Linked DNA regions of Homo sapiens: region 2 is linked to region 1. A link is a contact called in ENCODE Hi-C data. All regions are on one chromosome and are shown on one strand. The core of a region is the stretch at or near the end of the contact, and the rest is flanking DNA. Distances in the headings are between cores, read along the strand shown. Region 1 overlaps PDZD2 (PDZ domain containing 2). Region 2 overlaps LOC124900954 (a long non-coding RNA gene).

Region 1 (4,946 bases), core at 870-3,369:
AAAAGAACAGAATCAGGGATGTGCTGACTGGATGTTGTCCTGGCTTTCTGGGCCTCCCACGCCAGCATAGGGAGCAGCCCTGTGGCGGCCTCACGGCACACGCGAGAGTAGGATGGTGGCTTTTTTTTTTTTTTTCCATGGAAGAGGCACACTTGAGAGAAGGATGCTGGCTGTTTTTTTCCGTGGAAGATATGCTCTGGCTGCTGGGGTCTAGAAGATGAGTGTTTCTTCCTCCCCCAGGACAGAAAAGCTGTGAACCTCTTTCCCAAGAGCAACAAGGACCATTCTTAGAGTCCAGAAATAAGAAAATCTATTTGGGTTTTAGCGCAAATTAGTAAAAACCTATCCATCCCCCTTACTAGTTTACACCACCATTCTTTTCTCCTTTTCCCCTCCTCTTTGTTAAACAAAACATGTAAGTATGGTTAACAAAGGATGTGACAATACTAGGTACATTCCTTTCTAATTTTTAAATACTTTTAGAAGTAGGACATGTGACAAGAAACATGCAAAACGATGTTCATGGGAATACAATATCAGCTCAAATGTATATATATATATACTGACAGAAGAGTTCAAGACACTTTCCATCAAGAGCACCCACATTTCCACTCCACTTGCCTGCCCCCAGCCCCAAACCACAAAACTCGTTAAAAATAAAGTCATGCAAAACACTTAACAAATAAAACTGGCTTCAGAGGGCAGAAATCACTAATCTGTAATACAGCCCCCAACTACACTACTCAAGAAACAGACCTTCTTTTTCACTTTTATCCGATAACATAATTTTTTTTTAATTGAAAGTAGGAGATAGGAGGGGAGTGTCCAAAGAAATTAATGCAAGTTTCCTCACCTTGGAATTTCTGATCATCTAATGAAGGGAGTTCAGAGGACTACAAAGGAAGACACAAGCAACAAGAAGTAAATGTTAGCAGTTTTTTTTGTTGTTGTTTTGTTTTTTTCTTTCGAGACAGGGTCTCACTCTGTCACCTAGGCTGAAGTGCAATGGCACAATCTTGGCTCACTGCAACCTCTGCCTCCTGGGTTCAAGTGATTCTCCTGCCTCAGCCTCCCGAGTAGCTGGGATTACAGGTGCACACCACCACATCCACTCAGCTAATTTTTGTATTATTAGCAGAGACAAGGTTTCACCATATTGGCCAGGCTGGTCTTGAACTCCTGACCACTGGTGATCTGCCCACCTCGGCCTCCCAAAGTGCTGAGATTACAGGCGTGAGCCACCGTGCCGGGCCCACAATTGTCAGTTTTAAAGGTATTTGCCTACAGCAACGTTCAGTAAAAAATAAATCAGTGTCTGATATTTACTAGGCTAAAACTTGTACTGGCCAAAATCTAACAGGCCAACTTAAATATAACGATATTAAGGATATTTCCAACTGCCTCCTTAACAATTCCACTTGGGTATCTGATATACACCTTAGTACAATCAAAACTGGACTTTTTTCCTCTCTTACTCCTGGCTTTCCCATCTCAATGCAAACAGCATTATCCTCTACTCAGGCTAAAGATGATCCACAAGCCAAAAGTCCGTGAAGTATCTTTGATTCCTTCTGTTTAATCTCCCACATCTGAACCACGAGCACCATCTGTAGAGTCTACTTCCGAAATAGATGCCAGATCCACCGACTTTGGCCTTCTCCTCTCCCTAACCTCCCCCGTCAAAGTGACCAGCATCTTTAGCTTGGGTGACCACAATAGCCTCCAGTTTGGTCTCCCTTTTAAATTTCACCTCCTACAATCCATTATCCTCCATCAAACATCCAAGGGGAAGGTTTAAAAAACATAGGCTGTGATGCACTCAGCATAAGCCCTCCAACAACTTCCCACAGGACCGAGAATAAGGTTCAAACTCCAAGGTGGCATATGCGAACCTCTGTAACCAGCCCTGCCCACACCTCCTGAATCATCTCCTGGTGCCCAGTGTCTTTCTCATGGAACACTCTGTCATTCCTGCCTGAGGGCAGATGCTTTGCTGGTTCTTCCCTGGGAACATTCTGCCCCGGATTATGCAGGGCTGCCCTTTTCTGACACTCAATCCTCAGCTCAAACATCGCCTCTTTACTGAGATCTTCCTGCTCTGACACCCAACATCAACCAGCCCCCTGCCCATGACACTGCCCGGCCAGCTTTCACTTCACCCTGTTTTATTTCATTGACTCATCAGCTTCTGACACTGTGATTTGTGGATTTGCTTATTTATTGTTTGTGGTATGCTATAAATGCTGTGAGATAAGAACCTTGTCTGTCTTGTTTACCAACTAGTTCTCTAGCAATTAGAACAGTGTCTACCACATTATAATATCCCATAAATAGCACTGAATGAACAAATATAGAATGTTTATCCGCTAATCTTACAGTTCCATGATGGTCCTTGCGACTGAGGTTAAGAAGCTCACACAGATGGGAGATCTGTCTGTTTGCCAGTGTTCATTGTGTGAACCCTGGTCCAGTTGGAGAGACCGAGTTCTGCAACAGACCCTGTCTAGACAGATGGTTTGGGCATTTGTTTTCTTTTACATTAGCTTAAAGGGCAACAAGACTTTGTCAGCCTATTGAGAAAAAGCCAAACCCTGAAAAACTGGATGCTATGGACTTCTGCACTAATGTTGTTGGAGTGTTACCCTTTCCTGTAAACTGCCAATTACTGCGTGAGTTCACACATGTATCCCTTCACTGAAGCCAACGAAGGGATTTATTTACCAAAACAGGAGCGGTACATTAAAGGGAGCTGTCTCACAGCATTTAAATGACCTCATTACTGCTGGAACCAAAAATAAAACTTTATAACAGCAACTTTGCCCCATATGTGAGAAGACACAATCCAACCAGAATCTTGCTGCCGTAAATACTCCGGCGCTAGTTGCAAACCTTTTCTGAAACCGTTTGCTTACCCCTTCTTATTCAGAATGATCAGTAAGAAATGGGTGAGCATAATGTCAGAGCTGGAAGTCCCTTAGTCATCAGACCAAAATGCTCAGTTTATAGGTGAGAAAACAGAAGGCCAGAGAAAGGCCGCAGCAACCTGAAGGCCACAGTGCTGGGGATGGCAGAACTGAGGCAGGAACTTCAGGGTCCCATCTCCCAGGACTAGTATTCTTGGGGCCTTGATTAATAAATACCTACAAGGCACTGAGCTAAGACGGGAAACAAAGACAAAGAAGGCCCCGCCCTGCACTATTCACAATAGCAAAGATACAGAATCAACCTAAGTGTCTATCAATGGCTGACTGGATAAAGAAAATGTGGTATACACCAGGCCAGGTGTGGTGGCTCATGCCTGTAATCCCGGCACTTTGGGAGGCCGAGGCAGGCAGATCACTAGAGGTCAGGAGCTCGAGGCCAGCCTGGCCAACATGGTAAAACCCCCTCTCTACTAAAAATACAAAAAATTAGCTGGACATGGTGGCGTGTGCCTATAGTCCCAGCTATTTGGGAGGCTGAGGCAGGAGAATTGCTTGAACCCAGGAGGCAGAGGCTGCAGCGAGCCAAGATCGCGCCACTGCACTCCAGCCTGGGTGACGGAGTGAGACTTCGTCTCAAAAAAAAAAAAAAAAAAAGAAAAGAAAATGTGGTATATACCACAGAATACTCCTCAGCCATAAAACAGAATTAAATCATGTCTTTTGCAGCAACATGGATGGAACCAAAGGCCATTACCTTCAGTGAAATAACTCAGGACACAAAGTCAAATACTCCATGTTCTCACTCATAAGTGGGAGGTGAACAATGGCTGTCCGTGCAGAGTGGAATAACAGACACTGGAGACTGGAAAACGGGGAAGCAGGGTGAGAGCTAAAAAATTATCTATCAAGAAAAATGTTCACTATTCAGGTGATGGGCACGTTAAAGCCTGAACTTCATCACTACGTAATATATGTGTTGAAGAAATCTGCACCTCCATCCCCCAAATATATAAAACATTTTTAAAAAATCAAAGGCTTTGCTCTTAAAGTCTACTGGGGACACGATGAGCCAAATGGTAATTGGAATACGTCGGGCTCGGGCATGAATGAAGACCAGCAGAGGGTACCGCAGGAGACCGAAGAGGAGATGGCTAATGACAGAGCAGGCGGCAGGAATGTCACAGAGACCTCCTACAGGAGGGTGTCTTGAGGCTTGGTCCCCTAGGAAAGGTAGAAGCTAAGCGACGTGGGAGAGGGGAGAAGAAACCAGGTAGTGAGCGGAGCACTCGCAAAGGCTCAGAGGTGACACTAAGTATGGTCTTTGAAAAAGCTTGCAGTGAATTCACTCCAAATCAGGGAATAAGAAACTGGATATCAGGGATAGCTTCCAGACGGGGGTTAGTTACCAGAAAGGACAGGCCATGAGAAGCTTGCAACTTTCTGCCCTACCCCCATCTTCTGGAGTCAGGGGAGAAATGCTGGATTTTGAGTTAACAAATGATCATGCCTTCAGGATGAAGCCTTCATACAAATCCCTAGAGTATGAGGTTTGGAGAGCTTCCAGGATGGTGAATACATCCACATGCCAGGAGGGTGAATACATCCACATGCCAGGAGGGTGATGCACCCCCCCCACCCCCATCTCCACAAGGACAGAAGCTCCTGTGCTGGGAACCCTCTGGACCTCGCCTTATGTAATTCTTCATCTGTATTCTTTATTATATAATAAACTGGTAAAGGTAAAAAAGAAAAAAAGAAAGCAGTGAGAGATGGAGGCAGACAGTTAACCAGGAATCAGATAATAAAGGGCCTCAAATGACATCCCAATGTGTTTGGTAACAACCACGAAGGCAAAGTGGACCCACCAAACGGGTTTCAGCTACAGTGTGCGTGTGTGTGCATGCACATGTATGTTGTGCACCTATGTGTATGTGTGTGAGTAATGAGATGTGCTGTTTAGAAAGGTCCCTCTGGTGGCAGTTGGGACAGTGGATGAATGGGATAGGAGTGGGGCGATGTCCC
Region 2 (4,608 bases), core at 1,533-4,032, 550 kb before region 1:
ACAAGCCAGTCTTTCCCTAGACCTCAACTGTAGACCTTCTTTCTTATTGTTAACTAGTAGCAATTAAAGCCATTCTGGATTGAATATCAGAAGTTCTCCATGACTGGAGAAAAGAATCTCACCACTTCTAACACCCTGTAATTCTTCCCTCTTACCCCCAACCCCCGCTCACCAAGGACTTGAGGGATAAGCTTATGCCATGCAACGGGGTTCCCCTTTCCCCTCCACCTATAGAAAGTGGCAGTAGGTCCCATAGATTCAGTTCTTCTTTCAAGGTCAAGGACAGTGTAGGAAATGGTAACATCTTCCACTCCATTCCATTACACTGGGGCCACCCACTGATGGTGGCCCTAAAGAGAAAAAAGAACTCCTGACTCAATTTTACATGCTTGCTTCGAGTCCCACTTCCCCTTTTCTCCTAGGAGGAAGAAGGACTTTATCATACTAGCAAATCTGAAGATTATCTAAAGATATTCAATTATGTATCTATAGTCAGAGTAGACCCACAGTGTGAGGAAGACCAGGCTATGGCAGCAGGGCTGCCCCTTAGGCAGAGTGGGGGTAGAAGAGTGAGGGTGGGAATAGGGGTGTTGGCTGAGGAGATGGAAGGGGAAGCAGGAAGGCAGGGTAAATCTGGATGAGCATGAGATAGAGCCCAGTCAACAAAGCACAGTACCCATGAGGGTGCAGCAATCTCCAATCCCAGTGCAAGCAAATCACTGGCCCCAGGGACTTGAGAAGCCTCAAGATGGCCTCACAGGAGTGCAAAGGAAATAAAAATAGTCTCTCTAGCACTTTGCCACCCAAGGGGTGGTCCTCCAACCAGCAGTGGCAGCATCACCCAAGCGTTTGTTAGACATGCAGAATCTCACGTCCCACCACCTAACTTAACAAGACCTCAGCATGATTTGAATGCACATTAAAGTGCTCTGAACCAGCTTGAGAACAAGCACAACTCAGTATTAAAACACAGTAGATGGTTCAGCTGAGGCTGCGTCTAGGCAACTCTCAAGCTTTGATGCACATAAGAATTGCCTGGAAAGATTCTGATTCAGGCAGAATCAGAATTTTCGGGTGCAGAATTTGGGTAGGGCACAAGAATCTATATTTTTAGCAAATGCACAGATGATTCTGATTCCAGAGGTTCCAACTGCTTTACTTCTGAACAGAGGACATGAAGTTCCCACTTACGTGTGTGCAGAATAATATTTTAAATTCTTAACTCATTGTTTCCATGTATGTGTCTCTTTTGCTCATTGCCCACTTCCAGCAGATAGGCCATTTTGTGCCCGTTGCCATTTGGAAAGGGTGTAAGAAGACTGAAGTCTAAAGAACAGAGAGACAGACAGATAGACTTCTTCCTGACTGTGGCTCCCAAAAGCCTATAGCCTTTGGTTGTACTTGTACAATGCAAACAAATGCCAGTAGATAGACAGGCTATTAAGTGTGAGTCCCAGTGGATTAGGAACTCAGAATTCAGTTGCGGTAGAAAATAAAGAAAGCAGAATATGGAGTGAAAATTGCACCAGCTACATGGGAAGGTTGGCAGGAATTTAGCTCAAGAACATTCTTTTAAAGAGTCCCCTGGTGGGGCCCCTGGTGGGGCACCTCTGGTGCAGCAGACTCTCTCGGCACTACCTCCAACGTTTCTCCAGAGAATCCTGGGCTTTTCTACCAAATGTCCAATTTTCCTTATTCTTTCTTCATGTATTTTCTCTATTCTCCTCAACATTGCCTTTAATGGCCCATCAGGAGACACCACCATGACCCTTTCAAACTAGAGAACCCAAACAACAGCGGAGAAAACAGCGATTCTTTTGATCCACTTTCTCCCGGGCCAGGGAAAACCCAGTGTTTCAAAACACGTGCTTTCCCTACCATTCCTGGAGAGAGAATGAACCATGTGAGTCTTTCCTGGGTGAGGCCAGTTTCATGCCTGACCTGCTCTCCAATCAGCAGAGAAAAGGACAATGTTTCCCTATTAAAACCAGATGAACTTTCACAGCTACTCCCCAAATATTCTTATCAATGTCGTCCTTCACTGGAAGTTAGGGTGAAATATGTATTAGCGCTTGGCAGAAATGCCAGCTAATTGCAGCTAAGATAGTGTTGCAATTTCTACCCTCCTAAATTTCTCAACGGCAAAGTTCAGCTTTCCTAAAGCTTCGGGGTCTTTGCAACCTGAAATGTCAACCCCGCAAAGACCAATTCCTATGAAAAAGCATTTGCTCTGTAATTGGTTATGGAAATGGAACCTTTAAGTGAGCTTCTGGGAGTAACAGTAGTCTGCTAGAGCAATGGCAACCCCATCCTCCTCTTTCTTGAGAGCAACGGCAACCCCATCCTCCTCTTTCTTGAAGTGAGCACCAGGATTGAAGTACAGACATACTCAGGATAAGAGTAGAATAATTCCCACACATAATCTCCAGTCTCTGTTATTTCTGTACAGGAACTTTTCCTAGTCCATCCAAATTTGACACAGCCGGGTCTGGCCTTGAACCAGCGCCACATCTCCAGGCCTGCCCTGAGCCTCCACGGCAGCCTGTTCCAGGACTCCCCTGGGAAGAGCAGTGGGAGGCTGTCTCTCCTCCAAACCCAGCAAGGTTTCTGTTCACACTTTTCCAGAGTCAAAGTGGATTAAGCTGTCTAAAAGTGGGTACAGTTAACAGAAGTGACTCAAATTACAACCATTACCTCTGCCTGCCCCCACTTCCTCTTTCATCACCTCTGAGAGGCACCTGTGGGTGCCTCCTGGGTTGATGAGCCTCCCCCTTTGGCTGCAGCATATGTATGAACGTATGACGCCACCGCTGTATGGTGGGATGCCAACTGGAGAGGAGTCTGTTGATTCTAGAGCAGCTGACTTCTGTCATGTTTCTCCCTAGAAATAGAGAGAAGCCACAGAGGGAAGAAGGTGTGAAATGGGGCCAGGTGCGGTGGCTCACACCTGTAATCCCAGCACTTTGGCAGGCAGAGGCAGGAGGATCGCTTGAGGTCAGGAGTTCGAGACAAGCCTGGCCAACATGGTGAAACCTCATCTCTACTAAAAATAAAAAAATTAGCTGGGTGCGGCCACGCGTGCCTATAGTTGCAGCTACTCAAGAGGCTGAGGCAGGAGAATCGCTTTAACCCAGGAGGCAGAGGTTGCAGTGAGCCAAGATCACACCACTACACTCCAGCCTGGGTGACAGAGTGAGATTCTGTCTCAAAAAAAGAAAAAAAAGAAAGTGTGAAATGGGAAAATGAGGGATGAAGAGCAAGTCTGCATCCTGGTAGTTCATTTCCTGCTTCCCTACTTCCTGAAGCTTTGTGGCCCTTGGGTTTCATAAAGCATCACTGTGAGTCATCCCACTATCTCATGTCTCCATCATAGCTACACTATTTCTTCACTTGTATTGTCTGCCTCTCTCACAATCAGCCAGGCTCTCCTTGACACCAGGGACCTCTTTAAATTCAGATTAGTAACGACAGCCCATGGTGGGATAGTTAGGTACAGGGAAAGTGATTCAAATGTCAGTTGAATAAATAAAAGCACAACTTGATTATCACACACTATCCTGAAAGAACATGTGTGTCATAACAAAAATCATTGGATATTATGTTTGGTGCTTTAAACACGCACACACACACACACACACACACACAAATATGAAACATTTTTTCTGCCATCCATGGGTTGACAGCTAAATAGAACATTCTTTTGTAAATAAACATGACTATTTATACAAAACATATGGCAGCAGAATTAAAATATTGTATGTTTATGAATGACTTATAAAACCCCATATAATGTTGTAGGGAATGGATTTAATAATTATGGGGGTTTTCTGCCCAGACACAACAGTGGAGAGCACATTTTCTCTGTGGAATCCAGGAGGCTTCATGACAAGAAAGAGATACTATCAAAAGAGCTTTCAAAACACTGCAAAGAGACCACCTGGAGATCAGGAAACACAAGGGAGAGCCAGGTGCATACTGGGTAGGAGCATGGGGCTGGTACCTTGGAGGGTGCAAGAGAAGTGAGAAAGTCAGGGTTTTTAAGTTTGCCAGGGCCACTCTAACAAAGTACTGCAAACCGGGTGGCCTAAACCAGTGGTCCCCAACATTTTTGGCACCAGGGGGACAAGTTTCATGGGAGACAATTTTTCCATGGACCCGGATCGGGGGCAGCAGGGAAGGGGGGGGGCAGTTTCAGGATGATTCAAGCACATTACATTTATTGTGCACTTTATTTCTATTATTATAACATTGTAATATTTAATGAAATAATTATACAACTCACCATAATGTAGAATCCGTGGGAGCCCTGAGCTTGTTTTCCTGCAACTAGACAGTCCCATCTGGGGATGATGGGAGACAGTGACAGATCATCAGGCATTAGAGTCTCATAAGGAGCCCACAACCTAGATCCCTCACATGCGCAGCTCACAATAGGGTTTGTGCTTTTATGAGAATCTAATGCCAGCTCTGATCTGACAGGAGGCGGAGCTCAGGCAGTAGTGTTCGCTTGCCCACTGCTCACCTCCTGCAGTGCAGCCCAGTTCCTAACTGGCCTATGGTACTGTTCTATGGCTCTGGGGTTGAGGGCCCCTGGCCTAAACAAAAGGA

The links. Hi-C counts contacts between places; a loop is a spot of excess contacts on that map. Pooled maps may share reads with other maps.
Region 2: a map with no recorded cell type shows a loop between it and region 1 (12-fold over the local background). The contact joins two enhancer-like sites. A Hi-C loop is called at or near these places in 8 of 37 single-sample maps with no recorded cell type and 3 of 50 pooled maps.

The regions. Positions count from the first base shown.
Region 1 is chr5:31,988,054-31,992,999 of GRCh38, reverse strand. The region is part of intron 3 of PDZD2 (PDZ domain containing 2); the gene reads right to left. Among named protein-coding and RNA genes, the nearest start is that of MIR4279, 54 kb to the right of the region's middle. Within about 2 kb of position 2,119, at least 2 of the 41 ENCODE cell types and tissues checked have a DNase peak (open chromatin) inside an H3K27ac peak, as active enhancers do.
Region 2 is chr5:32,536,370-32,540,977 of GRCh38, reverse strand. The region is part of intron 4 of LOC124900954 (a long non-coding RNA gene); the gene reads right to left. Among named protein-coding and RNA genes, the nearest start is that of SUB1, 47 kb to the left of the region's middle. RefSeq lists an enhancer at 2,860-3,069. Within about 2 kb of position 2,782, at least 4 of the 41 ENCODE cell types and tissues checked have a DNase peak (open chromatin) inside an H3K27ac peak, as active enhancers do.